Linked DNA regions of Homo sapiens: all the other regions are linked to region 2. Evidence: chromatin loops called from intact Hi-C (ENCODE). Cell type or tissue: ascending aorta. All regions are shown on one strand.

What was found. Hi-C counts contacts between places; a loop is a spot of excess contacts. Peaks named below come from ENCODE experiments on the same cell type or tissue, not always from the same donor. Only the 100,000 strongest peaks of a DNase experiment are listed, where the experiment ranks them.
Region 1: it touches region 2 in a loop (2.6-fold over the local background); 23 of 110 quality-filtered maps call a loop at or near these places.
Region 3: a loop joins it to region 2, with 5 times the contacts of the local background. A loop is called at or near these places in 7 of 110 quality-filtered maps.

Annotation. Positions count from the first base shown.
Region 1 is chr4:16,911,987-16,919,986 of GRCh38, forward strand. No RefSeq gene overlaps it. Among named protein-coding and RNA genes, the nearest start is that of LDB2, 17 kb to the left of the region's middle. RefSeq lists a silencer at 4,792-4,871 and an enhancer at 6,422-7,239. In ascending aorta, CTCF peaks have their summits at 2,409 and 4,924 (motif pointing left); a DNase peak (open chromatin) is centred at 4,946.
Region 2 is chr4:17,443,955-17,451,954 of GRCh38, forward strand. No RefSeq gene overlaps it. Among named protein-coding and RNA genes, the nearest start is that of QDPR, 64 kb to the right of the region's middle. In ascending aorta, a CTCF peak has its summit at 3,915 (motif pointing left); DNase peaks (open chromatin) are centred at 3,932 and 5,005; H3K27ac peaks cover 1,055 bases.
Region 3 is chr4:16,029,522-16,037,521 of GRCh38, forward strand. It overlaps PROM1 (prominin 1), which reads right to left. Exons shown (of 28, transcript NM_006017.3): 4 at 6,214-6,240; 5 at 3,783-3,988. Among named protein-coding and RNA genes, the nearest start is that of PROM1, 51 kb to the right of the region's middle. In ascending aorta, no CTCF peak of the experiment used is centred here; a DNase peak (open chromatin) is centred at 4,870; H3K4me3 peaks cover 826 bases; H3K27ac peaks cover 4,151 bases.

The sequences.
Region 1 (8,000 bases), 530 kb before region 2:
GCAGGAGAATGGCGTGAACCCGGGAGGCAGAGCTTGCAGTGAACCGAGATTGCACCACTGCACTCCAGCGTGGGTGACAGAGTGAGACTCTGTCTCAAAAAATAAATAAATAAATAAATAAATAAATAAATAAATAAATAAAGTAGAAAAAGGGATTCAAAGCTTAGGGAGATGGAATGTTAGGGTGGATTCACCATTTAAAACCGACTCACTCACACTGGAAGGGTCCTAAGACCCTACCACCACAACTGTGAGAAATAAACTTATGTGAGGAGCCCCAGCATCCTTGGAAAATCATCCCACAGTTGTTTTTCTATACAGCGCAGGCCTTACAGCGGAACTTCAGTTACTGAATTGGGAAACCTAAATGCAATGGGTGTAATTGGATCCTGGGGTGGCAGGGTCCACACGGCAGCATCAACCACCCGAGGCCAGGTGAACGTGGTCACTGTCTGGCACAGCAGAGTCAAAGCAGCCCTCAGAGCAGTCTGACTCACACTGACCTGTGGGGCTGACTAATTGATCATGCTGTTCCTAGAAGTGAAATAGACAGGAAACCCACTGAATTCTTACTTAATGTATATAAGCAAATTCTAGGTTGAGCGAACAAAAGTCTAACTTGAATCATAGAATCAGAGAGTCATGGCTCTTCAATTCACTCAAGGGGAGGCTGGTGTTGTGGGGCTACATGGAGATTTCCCTTCTAAGGCAGAGAACGCTTTGATGCATCTGGCCCCACACCTGCAAGTGAAAAGGAGACACAATGCCTGATAGGCCTCTATGGAGTTTGGAGGCAGTATATTTCTCATTTGGGTGCATTAGTCCAACTCATTTACTGGGTGAACCAAAAAGCTGCTAATTTGAGGGGCACAGAACAAGAGAAGTCTCTGCAGCAGGTCTTGGCTGCTGTGCAACCTGCTCTGCCACTTGGACCATACGATCCAGCAGATTCAATAGTGCTTGGTGTCTCCGTGGCAGATGGGCAAGGAATGCTGTCTGGAGCTTTAGCAGGCCCATTAGGTGGATCACAGCACAGGCCCTCGGGATTTTGAAGCAAGACCTGCCATCCACTGTGGTTAACTACACTTGTTTTGAGAAATAGCCCTTGGCCTGCTACCAGGCCTTAGTAGAGACTGAACCATGAGCCAGCAAGTCACCATGGGACCTGAGTTGACCACAAGGAATTGAGTGTTAGCTGGCCTATCAAGCTATAAATGGAGGCGTGCACAGCAACACTCCATTATCCAATGGAAATGGTGTATACATGATGGGGTCTGAGCAGGTCGTGAAGGCACAAGTAATTTACATGAAGTGTCCCAAATGCCATGGTCGCCAGTTCTGCTACACTGCTTTCTCTTTTCCATTTTGGACTTATGACCTCATGGGGGGTCCCCTACAATCAGTTGACAGAGAAAGAGAAGGCTTGGAACAGGTTTACCGATGGTTCTGCATCATGTGCAGGCACCACTGAATGTGGACAGCTGCAGCACCACAGCTCTTTCCTGGGGCATCCTGAAGGACAGTGGTAGATGGAAATCCTTCCAGTGGGCAGAATTTTAAGCAATGCATCTGGGTTTTTTTTTTTTGCCAGGAAGAAGTAACAGCCAGATATGCGATTATATACACTTCATGGGCTGCATCTATTGGTTTGGCTGGATGATCGGGGACTTAAAGAGATCGTGGTTGGAAAACTGGTGACAAGGAAATCTGGGAAAGAGATATGTGGATAGACCTCTTTGAGTGGGCATAAAACATGCAGATATGTTAGTTCCACGTGAATGCTCATCAAAGGGTGACCCCAGCAGATGAGGGTTTTAATAATCAAGTAGATAGGGTGATCCAGTCTGTGAGTACCAGTCAGCCTCTCTTCCCAGGCAACCCTATCTTCACCCAATAGGCTCATGTACAAAGTGACCATGGTGTCAGGGATGGAGGCTATGCATGGACTCAGCAACATGGACTTCCACTCACCAAGGCCAATCTGATTATGGCCTCTGCTGGGAGCCCAATCTGCCAGCAGTAGAGACCAACACTGAGTCCTCAATATGGCACCATTCCTTGAGGTGATCAGCTTATCACCTTGTGGCAGGTTGATTACATTGGACAATTTCCACCATGGAAGGGGCAGTGTTTCATTCTTAATGGAATAGATGCTTACTCTGGAGATGAATATGTCTTTTCTGCTGCAATGCTGCTGCCAAAATTACCATCCATGGACTTACAGAATGCCTTATCCATCGTCATGGCATTCTATAGAGTATTTCTTCTGATCAAGGAACTCACTTCAGAAGAAAGTGTGGTACTGGGTGCATGTTCATGGAATTCACTGGTCTTACCATGTTCCCCACCATCCTCTAGCAGCTGCACTGATAGATCAGTGAAATGGCCTGTTGAAAACTCAGTAACAATGTCAGCTAGGTGGCAGTACCAGGCAGGGCTGGGGCAAGGCTTTCTAAAAGACTATGTAAGTCTCTCAGTCAGCATCCAGTATATAGTACTGTTCCTCCTATAGCCAGGATTCATGGGTCCAGGAATCAAAGGGTAGAAATGAGAGTGTCACCATTCACTATTACCTTTAGGGACCCACTAGCAAAATTTTTGCTTCCTGTTCCTGCAACCTCTTCTCTGCTGGCCTAGAGGTCTTAGTTCCAAAGGGAGAAGTTCTTCCATCAGGAGACACAAAAATGATTCTTTTGAACTGGAAGTTAAGACTTCCAGCCATTTAGGGCTCCTCAGGACTCCAAATCAATCAACAGGCAAAGAAAGGAGTTTTTGTACTGCCTGGAGTGAGTGATCCTGACTTCCAAGGGGAAACTGAACTGCTACTCCACTATGGATGTATGGAATGTAGGAGATTCCTTAGCATGTCTCTTAGTGTCACCATGCCCTGTGATTAATGTCCATGAAGAGTGACCCAATCCAGGAAGGACTACAAATAGCTCAGGACCTTCATAAATGAAAGTTTGGGCCACCCCAACAGGTAAAGAACCACAGCCAGCTGAGGTGTTTGCTGAAGGCAAGAGGAATACAGAATGGGTAGTGGAAAAAGGTCATTATAAACACTGGCTACAGCCATGTGACCAGTTACAGAAATGAAGGCTGTCATTGTCATGAGTATTTCTTCCTTATTTTGTTACGAGTATGTCTGTGTGTGTGTATGTGTGCATTAAGCAAACGTTGTTTTCTTCCCTTTCTTATTTTCTTATCACATATTATAAGATGTGTTGACTTTATAATATAGTATTTAATATTATTAACTACATCATAATTTATAAGTCATAAAATATCAAGCAGAAGAGTTAACATCACTCAAGGACTTTATTTCCTCCTCTGTGGAAGGGGTTAGTGCATTTCTGGTTTTACACATGATAGTTGTATAACATTTGGTGGAATTTTGACCTTTTAATTCTGTTTATTTGGAGAATAAGTATGATTTAAGAGGATGTGTGTGGGTGCCAAGTTGACAAGGGGTGGACTTGCGATTGTTAATTCTATGTCAACTTGACGGCCATGGAATGCCCATGTATCTGATTAAGCATTATTTCTGGGTGTGTTGGTGAGAGTGTTTCTGGAAGAGATTAGCATTCGAGTTAGTGGACTGAGTAGCGCAGATGGCCTTTCCCAATGTGGGTGGGCATTATCCAGTCACTGAAGGCTTGTATAGAATAAATGGTGAGCATTAACTAAATCACGTATCATGACTGTGTAAGATGTTAACATTAGGTGAAGCTTGGTGAAGAGCATACAGCAACTCTCTGTACTATTTTTGCAACTTTTCTTTAAGTCCAAAATTTACGCAAATGTAAATTCTAAGTCACACAACATGGTGCCATAAAAGATAAGTGTGTGTATAAATCCTATACACACACTTATTTTTTATGTTTGGCACAAACATTTCGAGTGATGTTTAACAGAAAAATACTCATTTATATTTGCTTTATTTAAAGATAAAACTTGCGGTTGTCATTTACTTTTCTAGTTCAGGGAGTAAGTGGGTTACCACCGCTCTCTCAGTCGCTGAATGACATTAATTTTGCCTTTGGAGTATTTATTACAGCAGTGTGTTTCCTCAAACAAGTTAAAAATTTTGGAATCCCTTTTATTCACCATGTAAATGGCAACACGGTTGTCTTAGAATTCCACAATGTGTCAAGCTTCAGTAGTCAACATGGTCAGTGACCCAGATCTTACACCACATTCCCTTGTGAGGAAGATATTCTTCTGAGCCTAAAATGTTGAAGACGTTTCTCTTTTGCTGCTGAGGTCTTCATACCAGCTTGTTTCCTTCAACCCCTGCTATGCTAAACTCTAAGGCACAATCCCAATTATTTTGCTTTATGTGAATTTCAATGTGTTAGTTTCCCTAGTTTAAAAAATAAGCTCCTCATCTACTGGAACTTGGTTTGACTGCACATTTTTCTTTCCAGTGTGTTTACTGCAGAAGAATTTGAGCCATACATTTTAGTTATTTATAGGACTCTGCTTAAGGTTATGGTGAAATTGAACAATTTCCCAAGATTCAGGCTGTGGGTTTTGGGGAGGGGGCTGTGAGATTGGTCCGGAGAATCCTGCTTTGGGAACTAGATCATCACTCAATGGGGAGGGGACAATGGCCCTACAGATTGGTGTGGTCAGTATATGGACAACAGAAAGTGGCACGCCGACCCTCATATCTGGAGTATGATTGCTTATTTAGAATCAAACAATGAAAACAAACAAAATCAAAGAGATGACATGAGCAGATCCATTGATAACCCGCCTTTTTAAAAACGACACAAAGTTCCGGCCCTCTTTCCCCAGTCAGAACAGCCGGTTTCCCTCCTGTACATTCCCTGCCCTTATAGCAGGTAATGGCCTGAATGCACGGTGATTTCCCTTGAGCAGGGGCGGTACCTGGGGAGCTTGCGTTGTGACTGCCTCAGCGCCTCCTGTCTCCCTCTAGTGGCAGCCTCAGGGAGGGCAAGCATACGAATGTAAATTCTAAATCACACCACAGGGTGTCCTTGTTTAAAGTTCTCCAATGTCTCCTTATCACTTAGAATAAACCCTAGCTATCTACCAGTCTCTGTGAGGCCACTCACTATTGGACCCTGTGTACATCTCTGAGCACGTCCATGTCTTTCCTCTTCCCAGTTCTACCGCCTTCCTTCTGACTTCAAATACGCCAAACTAGAATTCCCTTTAAGGTCTTTGTACTTGCTTTTTACTCTCTGGGATTCTCTTTTGCCCAGACTCTAAGCCTACCTTCTGATCATTATTCAGGTTTCAGCTTAAACACCACCTCTTCATCGGAGTCTTCCCTAATGACCCAATCTACAGAAACCCACTTTCTTCATTGCACAGCCATATTTTATTAGTTCTTCATGGAATTCACCAACGTGGTGAAACTCTGTCTCTACTAAAAATACAAAATTAGCCGAGGGTGGTAGTGCACGCCTGAAATCCCATCTTCCTGGGAGGCTGAGGCAGGAGAATCGCTTGAATCTGGGAGGCAGAGGTTGCAGTGAGCCAAGATCACACCATTGCACTCCAGCCTGGACAATAAGAAGGAAACTCTGTCAAAAAAAAAAAAAAAAAAAAAAAAAGGCGGGGAGGATATTTAAAGAAGGATATTCTTTTTTTTTTTTTTTTTTTGAGACAGAGTCTCGCTCTGTCACCCAGGCTGGAGTGCTGGAGTGCAGTGGCGCGATCTCAGCTCACTGCAAGCTCCGCCTCCCGGGTTCACGCCATTCTCCTGCCTCAGCCTCTCCGAGTAGCTGGGATTACAGGCGCCAGCCACCTCGCCCGGCTAATTTTTTATATTGTTAGTAGAGATGGGGTTTCACCGTGGTCTCGATCTCCTGACCTCGTGATCCACCCGCCTCGGCCTCCCAAAGTGCTGGGATTACAAGCGGGAGCCACCGCGCCCAGCCAAAGAAGGATATTCTGATAATATTGCAATGGGAAAAAAATCTCTATGGGAAATATATTCCAAAGTCAAGCATAAGACCTGGAAGTCAATGGAGAAAGAATTGATAATTATGGCAATGAAATTATCGTTTGTATAACACAGTGAGCCAAGTTAAGAGATAAATAAAACATTTGGTGGCAATATTTGCAAAATAAATGAATAAAGATTAATAGCCTTAATTTTTTTAAAATGTATATCTCAATAGGAAAATGAAAACAATCCTATAGAAAATGAACATTAGATATAAACCAACAATTCACACAGTACAAATCACCACTGAGAATATGGAAAGACATTCAACCTCACTTATAATCAAGAAAATGAAAATCAACATAAAATGCTGGTTTCTGTTAGATTAATAACAGAAAAAATTCACGTCTGTCAGAGAAGTAGAGGAATGGCCATAGTAATCACTGGGGAAGAGTGTGAATGGGTCCTGTCCTTTTGGAAGACAATTTGTCAGTGTCCACCAAAATGTATAATGCACATATACAATAATTTCACAGTTATGTATTTTGTAATAACTGACATTTCTTTGACTATAAGTGAGATTAAGTATTTTCATGACAATCATTCATCTGTATATTTTTCTATTCTGAACTTGCCTGCTTATGGCCTTTGCCTGCTTTCCTACCATTAGATCATTAGCTGAGTAAGAGGTGGGGAGGAAAGGAAGCACAAAAAGGCCCCTAAAATATACTTCCTCATACGTGAGCTGTTGAACTCCTTCATCATTTCACTTTCAATAGTGGAGCCAGTGGAGGCAATAATATAATTACAATCATTTCTTAGTAGTGGCTGTCAGGCCTCTGAGCCCAAGCTAAGCCATCACATCCCCTGTGACCTGCAAGTACACATCCAGATGGCCTGAAGTAACTGAAGAATGACAAAAGAAGTGAAAATGGCCTGTTCCTGCCTTAACTGATGACATTACCTTGTGAAATTCCTTCTCCTGGCTCATCCTGGCTTAAAAGCTCCCCCGCTGAGCAACTTGTGACACCCCCTCCCCACCTTGCCCCTGCCCGCCAGAGAACCCCCTTTGACTGTAATTTTCCTTTACCTACCCAAATCCTATAATATGGCCCCACCTCATCTCCCTTTGCTGACTCTCTTTTCGGACTCAGCCCGCCTGCACCCAGATGAAATAAACAGCCTTGTTGCTCATACAAAGCCTGTTAGGTGGTCTCTTCACGGGGACAGGAGTGAAAGTGGCCCCACCCCCAGAAACTTGCAATCCTTTATTACTTGCTACAAAGATGAAATAATTGCATTTAAATATAAGAAGATCGAACTTAGCATGCATTCTTTAATTCAGTTAGCAAACATTTATTGACTACCTACATTTGCCAGGGACTGTTTCCTTTATCCTTCCGCAACCCTTTTTTCGCCCACTCTTACGTATAAAATATATACAACCTCTTTTTTTTTTTTTTCTTTTTTTGAGATGAGTCTTGCCCTGTAGCCCAGGCTGGAGGGCAATGGTGCAATCTCGGCTCACTGCAACCTCTGCCTCCCAGGTTCAAGCGGTTCTCGGTTCTCCGGCCTCAGCTTCCCGTATTTCTGGGATTACAGGCGCACTCCACCACACCTGGCTAATTTTTTTTTTCTGTCTTTAGTAGAGACGGGGTTTCACCATGTTGGCCAGGCTGTCTCGAACTCCTGACCTCGTGATCCTCCCGCCTCAGTCTCCCAAAGTACTGGGATTACAGGCGTGAGCCACTGCGCCTGGGGTGTACAACCTCTTAAGAAGCAGTGGCATGGCAGAGGAATCAAAGCCAGCCATCAGAGTCCACAAAAAAGGTGATCAAGTTTTCCTTCTGAGCAAGAAGGGAAATTGTGTTATTAAAATTTAAAAAGCAGAATCTTGAAAACTTGAAAATTCTACAATTTTTTTAAAAAGTTAACAAAATTCTACGTGTATTTATAGCTTTTTTGCCCATCTTTGCTAAAATATATATGTGTGTGTGTATATATATATATATATATATATACACACACACACATAAACATTTATATGTGCATATTTATATGAATGAATTTAGACAAGAAA
Region 2 (8,000 bases):
TTGAGTGTTTGTGGCTTTTCCAGGCACACTGTGCAAGCTGTCAGTGGAACTACCATTCTGGGGTCTGGAGGATGATGGCCTTCTTCTCACAGCTCCACTAGGCAGTGCCCCAGTGCGGACTCTGTGTGGGGACCCCAACCCCACATTTCTCTTCCACACTGCTCTAAGAGAGGTTCTCCATGAGGGCTCTGCTCCTGCAGCAAATTTCTGCCTGGACATCCAGGCATTTCCATACATCCTCTGAAATCTAGATGCAAGTTTCCAAACCTCAATTCTTGACTTCTATGTACCTGCAGGCTCAACATCACATGTAAGCCTCCCAGACTTGGGGCTTTTCCCCTCTGAAGCAACAGCCTGAGCTGTATATTGGCCCCTTTTAGCCACAACTGGGTTGCAGGGCACCAAGTTCTGAGACCGCACAAAGCAGCAAGGCCCTGGGCCCACCCCACAAAACCATTTTCCCTTCTAGGCCACTGGGCCTGTGATGGAAGGGGCTGCCATGAAGACCTCTGACATGCCCTGGAGAAATTTTCCCCATTGTCTTGGCGATTAATATCTGGCTCCTCATTACTTATGCAAATTTCTGCAGCTGGCTTGAATTTCTCTTCAGAAAATGGGTTTTTATTTTCTAACACATTGCGTTAGAAATTAGCCTGCAATTTTTCTAAACTTTTATGCCCTGCTTCCCTTTTAAACAGATGTTCTAATTTCAAATCATCTCTTTGTGAATGCATAAAACCGAATGCTTTTACAAGCATCCAAGTCACCTCTGGAACACTTTGCTGCTTAGAAATTTCTTCTCCCAGATACGCTAAATCATCTCTCTTAAGTTCAAAGTTCTGCAGATCTGTAGGGCAGGGGCAAAATGCCACCAGTCTCTTTGCTAAAGCACAGCAAGAATCACCTTTATTACAGTTCCCAACAAGTTCCTCATCTTCATCTGAAACCACCTCAGCCTGATTGTCCATATCACTATCAGCATTTTGGTCAAAGCCATTCAACAAGTCTCTAGGGAGTTCCAAACCTTCCCACATTTTCCTCTCTTCTTCTCAGTCCTCTAAACTTTCCCAACCTCTGCCTATTACCCAGTTCCAAAGTTGCTTCCACATTTTGGGGTATCTTTATAGCAGTACCCCACTCTCTGCAGTACCAATTTACTGTACTAGTCTGTTTTCATATGGCTATAAAGAACTGCCCAAGACTGGGTAATTTATAAAGGAAAGAGGTTTAATTGGCTCACAGTTCAGCATGGCCAGGAAGGCCTCAGGAAACTTACAATCATGGCAGAACTTGAGAAGCAAGGCACCTTCTTCACAATGCAGTAGGAAGGAAAACTGCCGAATAAAGGGGGAGGAGCCTCTTATAAAACCATCAGATCTCATGAGAACTCACTCACTTGTTTAATATAAACCCTTATTAAACATAACAGGAGGCCAGGTGTGGTGGCTCACGCCTGTAATGCCAGCACTTTGGGAGGCCAAGGTGGGCAGATCACCTGAAGTCAGAAGTTCAAGACCAGCCTAGCCAACATGGCAAAACCCCATCTCTACTAAAAATACAAAAATTAGCTGGGCATGGTGGTGGGTGCCTGTAATCCCAGCTACTCAGGAGGCTGAGGCAGGAGAATCACTTGAACCCAGGAGGCAGAGGTTGCAGTGAGCCGAGATCACACCACTGCACTCCAGCCTGGGTGACAGAGCGAGACTCCATCTCAAACAAAAAAAAATAAAATAAATAAAATAAAAACAACAGGGGAGTAACTATAGAGATGTGAAGAGTACACTGACGAATACTCCAGGGCCAAGGAAGAGCATCCAAGGAGAAGCAAACTTGGAAGTTGGGGCCTCCCCAAGGCTGGGATTCAGACCTTGTTGGAAAAGGTGTGGTTGCAGCCAGCAGGAAGAGGATCCCCCTCCTCCTGCAATGTTTCTCCGGTGTTCCTCTACTGAGAAAGCTTAACACCATGCTTGCTACAAAAGAGCAATGCTTAAGGCTTCACTGTGGAGCTGGTAACAAAAGGGTGAATTTGGAGCTGAGAGGTAATAAATTGATAGTTGCCACACTGACAAAAAACATACCATATAATCCTTTTTTATACCACATTTATTAATTCATCCAAAATTAGTGTTCTAGGGACCACTTTTTTTTTTTTTTTCAGTTGAAGTCTTGCTCTGTCACCCACGCTGGAGTGCAGTGACATGATCTTGGCTCACTGCAACCTCTGCCTCCTGGGTTCAAGTGATTCTCCTGCCTCAGCCTCCCGAGTAAGTGGGACTACAAGCGCACCCTACTACGTCCGGCTAATTTTTTTTCTTTTCTTTTCTTTTCTTTTTTTTTTTGTATTTTTAGTAGAGACAGGGTTTCACCGTGTTGGCCAGGCTGGTCTGGAACTCCTGGCCTCATGTGATCCGCCCAGCTCAGCCTCCCAAAGTGCTGGGATTATAGGCATGAGCCACCACACCCAGCCGGGACCACCTTGTAAAAAACACTGATCTTTGTGTGTCATGGAGGATACATTCTCAGTCTCCTCTCCCTCTTGTATGTATCCATTGTTTTTGAATTTCAAAATCTACATGTCAACAACCACATGTGGAAAATACTCTCCACTTAGGAAGGCTGCCAAGGGCCAAAAACTGGGTGTGTATATGTTTGGGCAAAATTCTGCAGCAAGATTTTTTTAGTGCAGGAAGCAAAAAAAGATTGATGAATCATTAACAAGGGTAATTGAGCAAAATATATCAACAAGTTATTGCATTTAGCGGCAATGTTATGACTATTTTCCCATTAGCCCAGATCTCTGGTTATATGGGCTTTGAAAATGCTTAAATTACACATCTCCCGAGCTGGATTTTTCTGCAGCATAGGAATAAAACTCCTAAAGCTAGAGATACAACACTGGCAGTTTTTCATACCTCACAGAAAACCATCAAGGTCTTTGTCATCCTTCAAGTACTAACTTAAAATACAGCCTTCCCAGACCCCTCCCCAACAAAGAGAACAGATCTCTCTCCCTCTGGACCCTGACTTTTTCTGTTTATGCCTCTGCTGAAGCCCTTCCCCAGGCTAACTTGTTCCGTAGCCAGTTATGTCCGCATTGTTCCCTCCCACTAGACTGTGAGCTCCTCGAGGGCAGGAGCATTCCTTCTTCATCTTGGTAGCCCCACAGCCAAGCACAGTCACTTGATGTAAGCTCCCATCGTTATTTGTTGACTCAAATTTGCTCACTTCAAGTGAAGGAAGAATGATAGTTTAAAGTCATACGACTATCATTCCTTACTTGCAAAGAAACTTGGCAACAGACAGGTGCTGAGCTGGTTTCTGCTGTAAGCAATCTTCAAGGCATTTCAAAAACGATGGTCTTCGAGGAGATTCCTTTGAGATAGGCAAAGGCATAGAATTTATTTGAGAATCCTGGAATGCAGGAAGGTTACAGGCTAACTCAAAACCCAGAAAAAGCAATTGATCATGATTTTAGACAGTAATTCTGTTGCAGCTTCTCCAGATTCATTGCTTTCCTTCCCCTCATTTCCCACCTCCAGTCTTGATTCCCCATCATTTACCAGTAGACTATTTGGCATAGTTTTAGGATATTTTGTTGGTAGCACAGAATACTTTCTACCCCATTTCAAACCTTCCCCGCGAGGCTCAATTAGTCAGAATAAACCAGATTATGAGGCAGTAACAGATAGCCCTCAAATTTAAGTGCCTTCATACCATAATAGTTTACTCTTCATGTTTGCTACATCTACTGTATGTCTGGGCAGCTCTCCAGGACAACTAAGGTCAATGCAGTAACTCAGCAAACTACATGTCCCTTGCCTTGTGGCTCTAACATCTCAAGACAAGATTGAAGAGAGTGTGTGGCAGTACCAACATCTGTATGTTCTATGCTTGGGCTCTGAAGTGAAACTGGACACATAGCTCCACCTACTGGCAAAGGACCTAGGAAATGTAATCCTCTGTGGACCCAGAAAGGAAAGAAAAACCAGATACTGATAAGCTCTGGTACTGTCTCTTCTAAGGGTTTCACAATAACTTTTTTGTTGTTGTTTTTTGGACACAGGGTCTCTCTCTGTTGCCCAGACTTGGATGCCCAGTGGTACAATCATAACCAACTTCACTGAAGCCTCAACCTCTTAGGTTTGAGCAATTCACCAACCTCAGCCTGTTGAGTAGCTAACACTCCAGGTGTGTGCCACCACCCAGCTAATTTTTTTTTCTTTTTTTTCTTTTTTTTTTTTTTTTTTTTTGGTGGAAACAGAGTCTCACTATATTGCCCAGGCTGGTCTCCAACTCCTGGCCTCAAGTGATCCTCCCACTTCAGCCTCCCAGTGTTCTGGGATTACAGGCATGAGGCACTGTGCCTGGCTCACAAGGACTTTTATAAGTTAAAAATGTGCAAGTGCTCCACCCATCAAACCCATCCCTCTTGTAAAGCAGTGCCATGAACCACTACATGCACTTGGAAGGCAGATTAGAAGGGGCAGCTTGCTGCTCCCGCCAAAGATTTACCTAAGAAGACTAAGCCAGGACCAGTCTCCTCCACATCCCCTGAAGCAGAAACCTCCCCTGCACAGATCAGAAGGGGAAAGTGCAGCCTCCCTGCCTTTCTCACCTACAGTCTTATTTATGGGGTGGTGAGGGCGGGGGGCCTGTATGCCTATTTGTTTACCAGAGGTGTTTTAGCCTAATTGGTTAGGAAAGAAACAAAGCATTTAGACAAATAATTGGCCATTCCAGGACATCCACCCTTGAAGAGTTCCCTGACAAGGAAAAGAAGATTCAAGAGTAAAGTTTGAAAGGTTTCAGCTTTCTTTCCAATGTTAGAAGAAAAACCTTAGCCAAAGTAAATGTAACAGTTGAATTGAGCAAGAATGATTCATGAATCAGCCAGCCTCCAGAGCCAGAGTAGGCTCAGAGAGTCCAGAGCAGCCATAGGGTGGAAGAAGATTTATGAACAGAAAAAGGAAAGTGACACACAGGAAACAGAAGTGAGGTATACAAACAGCTGGACTGGTGACAGCTCAGGCATTTACCTTATTTGAACACGGTTTGAACAGTTGGCACCCTTTGACTGGCCAAAACTCGGTGATTGGCACAAGAGTAGGTTACAGTCTGTTTATATCTCCGTTTAGGTTATAGTTCATGATGTACAGAGAAATCTTTAGGCTGAACTTAAAATATGTAAAGAGGCAGCTCTAGACTAAACTATTTAACACCAAATTCAATAACTAATTTTATTTTAATATAATACTTCTCTTTGCTTATAGATATTGGAATTCAACACCTCCAACAAATATTCATTGAATACTTAGAATATACCTGACTGCAGGAAATAGAAGCCCAAATATTTTTCAAACAACTATGATGTTCCAAGTTCCAAACTGTATGTTCTTTTATTTTATTTATTAAACTTTATTTTATCCTTTATTAAAGGATAAATTACTTTATCCTTTTCGCATCCTTTGACGTTCTTACGATTGCTCCCATTTTGCAGAAAAATAAACTGAGGCTCAAAGAGTTGAGCAGTTTAGCCAAGTTCAGGGCTAGGAATAGTGGGAAAATGGGCATCTCAACTACATTGGTCTGGCTTATGATAATGGAGGCCCACATATTCATTCCAAATCAATTAAAACTTAGAAGTTGTTGGTTTAACAACCATTTTTAGACTTGGTATTACTTGAAAGTATAATCAAGGGATCATTTATTCATTAGAGTAACTACAGTTCTATTTGAATAAGCTGAATTTTTTTCATGCTAATTATGTCTTTTGTGTACTATCCATTATGGCATGATGATCTTTTCAACTTCATCCACTTCCCTTTCTCTGTAATAACTCATTGAACAGAATGCAGTTCTATAAATGGTCCAGGGATGTACTCCTATCCCAGGATTTAAAAAGATAATATTCATAAGGCACTTAACAAAATGCCCATAACTAAGTAATCAGTGTATAAAGATTATTTATTTTCTTTAGTAAAGTTGCAGAGCGTTGGTCCTTATGTCGTATAGTAAGTGAAAACCTAAAAAATAAAAACCCTAATACCTGATAAGAACTGTAAATATCACAAACCTATTAGAAGTGAGATAGAGATGGAGACCATTATATGTGTCTAAAATGACGCATCTTTAGCTTCAAACACACACTCATGGGGCTTAACAAGAGCAATTGTGTGTTCACTCATAGAAAGACAACAATCAAAACAAATTTAGAAATATTCTGAAAAGTTGGGAATCTGTTGTCAAAATTATGACTAAAAGGCAAGATATAAATAGAAGTTTTATAATATTTCTTAGCTTTTTTCTGAATGAACCCTCCCTTAATACTAGATAAGCCTATTGTTTAGATTTTCTTACATTTTATTTTATGCACATTTTCAGAAGCCATTTACACAAAATTAGGATACTGCCAGTGTGTACTTTTTTTACACAATAAGTCTACTTTGTTCACTGTCTCCCCAGTATCCAAAGTAGTGTCTGGCACACAGCAGGCTCTCAGGAGGTCCTTGATGAATAAATGAATGACCAGATCTACATAGGATAATGCATGTGACAAAGAGGAAAAAAAACTTCAAAAGCTAGAGCTGAATTCCCCTTAGGGAGATAGCTGCCCTTTTGTGGATAATCCATTGTGATGGTTAATTTTATGTGTCAGTTTGCCTGGGCCATTAGATGCCCAGATATCTGGTCAAACGTTATACTGGGTGTGTCTGTGAGGGTGTTTCTGGATGAGATTAACATTTGAATCAGTACACTAAGAAAAGAAGATTGCCTTCCCTAATGTGGGAGGACCCCATCCAATCAAATGAAGACCTTAACAGGACAAAAAGTCTGAATAAAGGGAAACTTCTCCTGCTTAACTGCCTTGAGCCAGGACATTGGTCTTTTCAGGCCTTAAGACTCATACTGAAACATCAGCTCTTTTTCTTTTTAGTTATTTATTTTTAATTTTTTTAATTGACACATAATTGTACATATGTATGGCATACTTAGTGATATTGCAATACATATGTAAGGCATAGTGATCAGATCAGGGCAATTAATATAACCATCATGGCAAACATTTATCTTTTTTTTGTGTTGGGACTGAGATGGGATTGTTTCCTTGACCTCGACCCCCTTTGTGGGCAGGAACTGGAGTGGCTCATTTCACTCAGCCTGCAGTCCATGGATGGCTAACTGTTAGCAGCTCAGTGAAGGGTCAGAGTGATAGCCTCCTGCACCTGTCCTTTTTGACACCTGAGTTCTTGTTCGGTATCCAGGAAGAATCAGGTCACATGAACTATTTGAAGGGTAGTGTATGTGGAGGATTTTACTGGGTGATAAAAGTGGCACTCAGTGGGATGGGGAATTGGAAAGGGGGTGGTATGGGAAGAAGATGATCTTTCCCTGAAACTGAACCATCTGAAGTTAACTGCGTCTCCATAGTCTCTGATGCTCAGCTGCTTGTATCCCCAAAGTTCACCAACTTGTATCTCCGAGGCTCAGCAGCTTGCATCCCCAACCACTTGCACCAGCCACTTGTGTTGCTCTGCCAGACGAAGTCTTTTTATGGGCACAGGATGGGGGTGGGGAGGGCCAAAAAGGCAATTATTTGAGCAGAAAAAATGAGGTCAGCTGCTTTCACTTAGGGCCCAGGTTCCAGGCTTGAGGGTGGAGGTTAGCCAGGACCCAGCAATTCTGTATCAGGAACATTCAATGCTCTCTTTCTAGCTATTTGAAACTATATAAATTATTGTTAACTATAGTCATTCTACAGTGCTGTGGTAAACTAGAACTTATGCCTCCTATCTAACTGTAATTTTATAACCTTAACCAATCTCTTCCTATCCCCCTTTCTCTTTACGCTTCCCACCTTCTAGTCTCCTCTGTTCTATTTCTTACTTCTATGAGATCAACTATTTTTTAGCTTCCACATATGACTGAGAATATGTGGTGTTTAACTTTCTGTTCCTGACTTGTACTTAACAACATAATTTCCTCCAGTTCCATCCATGTTG
Region 3 (8,000 bases), 1.4 Mb before region 2:
GCATAAACATATGTCAGTGTCTACGGAATTCTCACATTCCACAGCTGCCTCTGGGAACCCTCAGAGAAAGAACATGCCCACGTAGATTGCACATCTGCTAGGGCATCTTTCTCCTTAACACCTATGTCTTCCCTTCACCCCCTAAAGAAAAGATTTACATTTTTTAAAATAAAAAAGGATGCTCAAAACTAACTTGAAAACCAACTGCATTTAATTGTAATATTTTGAGCCACAAAATGAAATTGAGTCCAATAAAAGGCAGGTGGACTGCTCTGGGTTTCTGAAAGAATTTTTTAAAAATCACATGCAAAGATTATTTCTCAATAGTGTCCCATCTCCGCTGAAGTCAATGTCAGCTAGAGGCCCTGCATTAAACAAGAGAGAGTCCACTCTCCTATCTTTCCCTCCACTTCCTTTCTTTCCCTTTCTGCCTTCCAATTTTGTTGACATTCTTGTCCTTCTTATTTTTATCTAATCTTCTGATTTTGTTGACATTCTTTCTTCTCCTGTCTAACTACTCATAATAGAGAAATCTTAACTTTCCCCAGGTCTTTAATCCTCCTGCCTAGCTTGGATTACTTGCAAACAATATGTAGGTATTATGCAACTCATGATGTTTAAGGTATTTGCAAACCAGTGGGGGTTTCAAAAGGAAGCCATTAAAATAGCTACCGTAAATCAAAAAGTTCAAGGCAAAGAAGCTTAAATTCTCATCAGAATTTAAAGTGAGAAAAAAAAATTCACACACTACTCTTATTTAAGCCTATTTATAATTTATACATAAATTCAATGTGCTATATGAAATCAAATTAGTTTTAGTTTTGTCACAATCTCAGTTGATCAATTTTGGTTTAATTATATTGAAATCTAAAATTACAATTTTCACATTAATGTTTTACTTGGGTGGGGAAAAAAATTGTTTTAACTGAATGTGTAGGAGGGTATAGAATCACAGCATGCATTTTTAAAAAGAATTTTCTAAATTAAAATATACTTAGAAAAAACATATATTGATTTGATAGGTCTGAGTTCTCAAGAATTAACAAAACGGTAGCTTTCATTTTATATATAAATGGAAGCCAAGTTTATTTTTTACTTTGTAGCTTTATTGTTGATATATTTTGGCATTTTCAACATAATGTAAATAACTCAATCAGCTGAGAGTGAACTATAACATGCATAACACATAACTATATGTAATGCAAATAAAAGTTCAATTTTGAAAAAGAAACCCATTGTAGTGGCTAGGCACGGTGGCTCACACCTGTAATCCTAGCACTTTGGGAGGTCGAGGAGGGCAGATCATTTGAGGCCAGGAGTTTGAGACCAGCCTGGCCAACATGGTGAAACCCCGTCTCTACTAAAAATACAAAAATCTGCCGGGCCTGGTGGCGCATGCTTGTAATCCCAGCTACTAGGAAGGCTGAGGCACAAGAATGACTTGAACCCGGGAGGCGGAGGTTGGAGTGAGCTGTGATAGCGCCACTGCACTCCAACCTGGGTGACACAGCGAGATTCTGTCTCAAAAAAACAAAGAAACCCAATATATTGGAAACCGATTATTACACATGTAAACACTTATTCAGGTAAATAAATAACTACATTCAATAAAGAATTTTCCTGAAATTATACTATATGTATTGACATCAAGTGAAAATTATTAACTTGTTAAATAAGTAATCATTCTAACTAGAAGCCCTAAGGGCAATATTTTCAGATGATGCTTTCACATCCGAGTCTCATCTTTGAGGTCCAGGGTGTATGGAGCGGGTAAACATGGCTGTGCAAGTGTCTAGACAAATGTGGCGTGTAAGTTTCAGGCTTACAGGAAACACACCAGGGATCCCTGGTGGGTTTGACAGGTTTCAGGGCTGTAACCGAGATTCTTCTGGTAGCTGAAAAAGAGGTAACTACCCCTATAACTAGGAGTCTGTGCATTCCTTAGAGTATATCAAATACAAAGCAGAGAGAGACAGGGACATTTGGAATGACCACTACTGACCTGATCCCAAACTGCCTCTCAAAATCAAATGTGAAAAAAATAGCAAGGATCAAATGATTTTTGGAGACACAGAGAAAGAGACAGACAGTGACAGAAAAATACAGAGAGGCAAGGAGAGACAGAAAAGGGAAGAAAAGAGAGAGAGAGAGGGAGAGAGAGATTGACAGGCAGAGATGCCCACACCCCAATGTCATGGAGACAAAACAAGTAACTCTCAGGCTAACCAACAATGCATGAAGTCAGCTAACACATTCACTTGGATCTTGTTTACACACATATATAGTTAAGGTCGATTATTCCACTATTATGAGCAAAAGTATGTCTTTGCTTAAATAGTCACTGCCCTGGAGTAAGTGGTAATGCATTGGCCTTTGTCTGTTGTGAAGATTTTTTTTGTCACTGTTCAAGTTTCAGTTAAGTTAATTCAATAGGTAATACCCGAGCCTGGTACATAATCAAAAGAGACAAAAAGCCCAGCTACAGCAAGAAATGAGTTTCCTTCCTTCCCCTCCACAACCCTCAATTTCCTTTCCAGAGGCAACCACTGTTGCCAGTTTCTTGTCAACCCTTTCACATCCCATCTGCTCTATAAAAATATGACCCAGTGCTTGTGTCTCCTTCCTGATCTTTTTTTTTTTTAACATAGTTACCATGTTCTACACATGGTCTGCAACCTGCTTTTTCACTTCATCTGTCATGGTGACTGGTATCAACAAATCCAGAGCTGCCCAGTCCTCTTCAATGGGTACACTGCATTCCAATGAGTGGTCACCCTAAGCCATACACATCTTATCAGACCCCTGCTGGTGGCCACACTTAAAGGCTTTCCTTCTTGGGTTTGCAGCTAGAACTCCAACTCACAGGACTTACTGTTTTCTGTTAAAATTCCTGAATATCACTTCCTTAGTAAAACTTGAAAAAAATCTTACGGCTACTGAGCACGTGTGGTGTTTGGAGAAACAACAAAGAGAATGCTGTTGGCCAACCCTTGCTGTGCCTTCATGTCATAGGCACATTGATTTCTGCTGCTGCATGAAACAGTGGCGGAATGAATGAGGAAATGTGGAACAATAACCAAGCAACATAACAAGGGAACACTGCTGTGGCGCACTCATCTTCAGATGAGCAATCTAATTTGGACTCGAAAAAACGTCATCTTAAAAGCAATGTATTTCTGATCTGCCAGTCAACTGGAAAACTTTTGAAAGCAGCAGACACTGCAGCAGAAATACCCTAAATCGTGAAGTGTGTTCCAGACTTAAGGGAGGGTAGCGGATTAACAGCACATAAAAGAAAAATGAGTTTATTATTAGAAAGTCAATTGCATTCTACAATATTTTCAAATTTCCAAATTCAGGGACTGCATCAGTCCATCAAGATTCCTTTGGACTCAACTAGCAAATCAACTTGCAGATCCATCTCTCTTTTCTGCATGCTGCCTGCCTGCAAATAGCTAATTAAGAGGAGTCTGCTGTGCTGGGAGGTAAGTCCTTTCTGCAGTCCAAGATTTCTCAGGATACCTTCAAGAGGAAAAAAATACCAAAGGGCTGGCTCATCAGCTCAGCTGGGGCAGCTTCATTACAACGCTAATGTCTGATGATAATGAGATCCTTTCGAATCACTCTAGACAAGCGCTTGTGCTCTCTCTTTTCTGTTTGGTGGGTTTTTTTTTCATTGTTGCTATTTTGTTTAGTTTTAAACTCATGGTTTAACCATAAAAATGTGAGACACTCTTCATCAGCCTAAAACACAATCAGTTGTTGTCCAATATTGTACTTGCCTTATTATTATACAAATCACCAACAGGGAGATTGCAAAGCATTTCCTCAGGAAGGGCCCATTTTCCTTCTGTCGCTGGTGCATTTCTCCACCACATTTGTTACAGCAACGACACATACAAAAGAAATACCCCACCAGAGGCATCAGAATAATAAACAGCAGCCCCAGGACACAGCATAGAATAATCCCTGCTTCATAGTAGACAATCTGCAATTCAAACAAAAGAAACAGCACATATTGTAGCACAAAATAATAAGTAGAACATTCCATGGTGTACAAAGTTCTTTTTTTTTTTTTTTTTTTTTGAGACAGGGTCTCGCTCTGTTGCCCAGGCTGGAGCGCAGTGGCGCGATTTCGGCTCACTGCAACCTCTGCCTCCTGGGTTCAAGCGATTCTTGGGCCTCAGCCTCCCGAGTACTGTATTTTTAGTAGAGACAGGGTTTCACCATGTTGTCCAGGCTGGTCTTGAACTCCTGGCCTCAAGCAATCTACCTGCCTCAGCCTCCCAAAGTGCTGGGATTACAGGTGTAAGCCACCGCACCTGGCCATGTTTCATTTTTTTAACCTATCTGCCATCATTAGTTGAATCTGAATGTGTACATATATATATATATATATGTATGTATTTTTTTCCATTTTGAAACTCCTTTTTGAAACAGAGGAAGCAGAGAATTGAGTAATTAAATACATGGCCAAGTGGTTACTGGAAGATGTCTTTCAACCCCTAGGAAGATGTCTAAATGCTAGTTTGAGCTGCAAATGGTTTAATTTTAACCCCAAAGGTATTTTGTTTGTTTTTAAATGGATCAATAAATCTTGGCAGGAGTACTTGCATAACAATCTACATATAAGGCGCTTTGCACACTGCAAAAATAGAAGTTAAAGATTCAAAGCACTTTGGATTGGCTGGCAAACAATTACTCAAGAATCTGGAATGTATCTTAATTTAGAAAAAAGGCTCAGACTCTAAGTCAGGCACGTTAAACACAGGCCAGTCACAAGGTTCCTCCTCTGATACACTGGAAATAATAATACGTACCTTGTCAAGTCATTGTGAAAATTAGAGATAACGCATGATTAGAAATAATGTGACAAAGGACCAAGCACTGAGTAGACACTTACTAAAGGTGCCTCTCATGCCATGCCCAGGAGCCAGATCCACAGTGAAGGACCGACCTTGGCAGTCCGTGTCTCAGACGGTTCCTGAGTTCCTAGGAACAGCACAATTTCTAGATACAATCATGTGACCTAAACATATTTTCATAATCACTGCTGACTTTATTCCGGGATAAACGAAAATTAATGCAACTAGATGATGAAACTTGATGTCATTCCAATTCATGCATGTAGCTGCTTATATTTCTAAAGAATGGCAGAAAATTGCAAGTTGGCAGTTTGCAACTAAATGGACAATCTAGACAGCTGCGAATTCTGAAGCCAAGCTGAGCAAAGGAAAATAAAACACGAGTCTTGTTCCTGGGAGCAAATGTGATGTCTTGGAGGAGAGACCTGCTTTACATCCCAGCAGGGGGCTTCCAGGTCCCTAAAGTGGATGGTGTCACATTAGCATTAACTTCATAAACATATTGTGAGGGACAAATAACTAAATGACTGAATGTGAAAACAACTAGCCAAGTGCCCAGCACACAGTAGATATTCAATAAATGGTAGTTAACTCTATGAGCAAATGCTCAAGACTAGTAAATCTGGTGCATCTGGCACTTGAATATTATCTACTTCCATATTAAGATTAAATTGCTTAAAAAAAAGAGTGGCTGAATCTTGCTGGGTTCATCAAGTATGTGCTCACGCTTAAGCTAACCCCCATCCCATGTCCACGAAGAGGCATTATTAGGGGACTTAACCCTTCCTCGAGGACCAATACCACTTGTCAGTTAAGAAACCAGCCCAGACATTCCAAACTCTTACTTACGTATTTTTCCATCATTTCTCAGCAAATATTCTAAATTGTTTACTATTTTAAAGAAATGTAAATTCTATCTGAATTCCAGGAGACACTGAACCAAAACCCAGGAGAGAAGATATATTGAAATGTTTTAAATGCACTAATTTTAGCTTTAAATACAAATTGTACATTTGATAACACAGCCTTTCTAATGTTACTGACTAAATATCAGGCAGTATCAGGAACAAGATACGGCATTTCAAGAGTTCACTTCTAGGCCGACTAGACGAAGGCCTGTCACTACTTAAACTGTTTTTTGATACACCAAGATCTTCCAGTGCTTTGTTGATTGTGTTGAAGATCAACATGTAAATATTACAGAGATATCTTTCTTCAAAGAGAAGGTTAAAAGTGATGGTAAAAACAGAAATGAAACGGATCATTTAAAAATCTTCACAGTGAGGATGACAGTGAAGAACAGAAAGGCTTTCCAAGAGCAACTTGAAATAGCAGACAAGGACTTTACCTTTAGACCTAAGATTACAGTTTCTGGCTGTAGAAGTCAACGCAGGTGAGGAATTTTGGCAGAGGCAGCATGCATCAAGAAAACAGACAGAAAAAGTTATGAGTGATCAACCATAACCAAGAACATTCATATCCCACAAGGAGGAAATTGGGTGATAGAAGGATAAACATGAGAAAGGAATATAAAACTTGAGTGTGAATTCAAGAAACAGTGTTTTAAGTTGCTCTGAGTTCTGAAATTTACATTTGCATTTACATTTGGATTTCCCAAAAGGTTCTTAATCCGTATGCTAATCGGTTACGCAAAGGAGAATTAGAGGGGAAGTTACAAATGCTTAACACACTAACCATGTGATCTTCATAAAATAGAGAATCAGATCTGAGAACTCCAGAACCAACGGCAGCATCTTCCCAAGTGCCCTTTTCTAAAATAAAAATCTGATGGTGTTATTCCCATGCTTAAAGCGATCAACGGATTCCCACCATTTTTATTCCAAACATCTCAATGTTTGATTTTAAATGTCCTTTCGTGGCAAAATAAAATTAGGTGGCTCTATGTCATTTTCTAGATCACTTTTTTGAAATATTCTGGTCCAGGAAATCTAAAAGTGTAGAAACTATTGCCTCAGCTGGCAGATCTTCACAGCTCTGAGGGAACACCATTTGTGATGGGAATCACTTTTAAATGAGGCATCCAAAATACTGGGACTGGGGGGCAGTTCAGATATACCTGCCTCTGGGGTCACACAGGGCATTTTAAATGATCCCGGTCTCCCTTTCTTGGGGAAGGGGCACGCAGGCTTGTTACCAACCAGGGCACAAGCTCCCAAGCTCACCAGACACAAAGAAGCACCTCACAGTGTGTGTTAAAGAAAAACATTGACTCCTGGGCTCCTCTGCTACAGCACATGAGTCAGAAGATATGGGTAAGACCAGGAATCTGTGTTCCCTGAGCCTCCCAAATAAACGACTTGCCCTGGAGTCATTGGTGTAGGGTCTGCTTCAGGGGGAACCAACCCAACACACTCAGCCTTTATCAGACTAAATCTAGTCAGAAAGCCCTCCTCTAGATGTGGCCTGGATCCTTTGGTGCCTTTGTTTAATTAACCTCTTTCTTTGGATAATGGTAGAAAGCATGGTCCAGTTCCACATCTAGAGTAGGAATCAGCTCATTCATGTGGGCTCAGTTCTGCATCTTCTCTCCACTGCACCCCCACCCAGAGTTTTTATTCATTTGCAAAGGCAAGGAAAGAGAGCAGGAGCCAGGGGTATAAACCAAGGTTATGGGAGTGCCAAATCTAATACCAAGTCAAGCACAAAGACCCTGCCAGGGACGGTGGCAGCCCAGCTCCAGCTCAGACTCACAGGTTCCTCAAGGCCACCTAAGGGTCTCAGGACCTCGTTCTCCAAGTCCCGGATCCCACTGAAGCACTGCCCCTACTCTCATTCCTTGGTTGGCATTCGGGCTGGCTAAGCATGTTATGCTAATTTTGAATATAAATATAAAAGCAACTGTCATTTTCTTCCCCCCAGAGATACAGGCCGACGTGACAATCACATTGGGAGATATAAATGAAGCCTGTGGCACTGAGGAATGAAAATGCTTTCCACGGTGCTGGGGAAGGCTGTGAGCCCTGGGAACAGCTCAGTTCATCTTCCACACAGTCTTCCCTTGCTGAATGTAAACAGCCTCTAGATAAGGCTTTCCTCTTCTGCATTTACTTTTCTCTTGAGTATAATTTTCTTGCAAGTTAAGAATATGATGAGGCCATTTGTAACTACCGTATC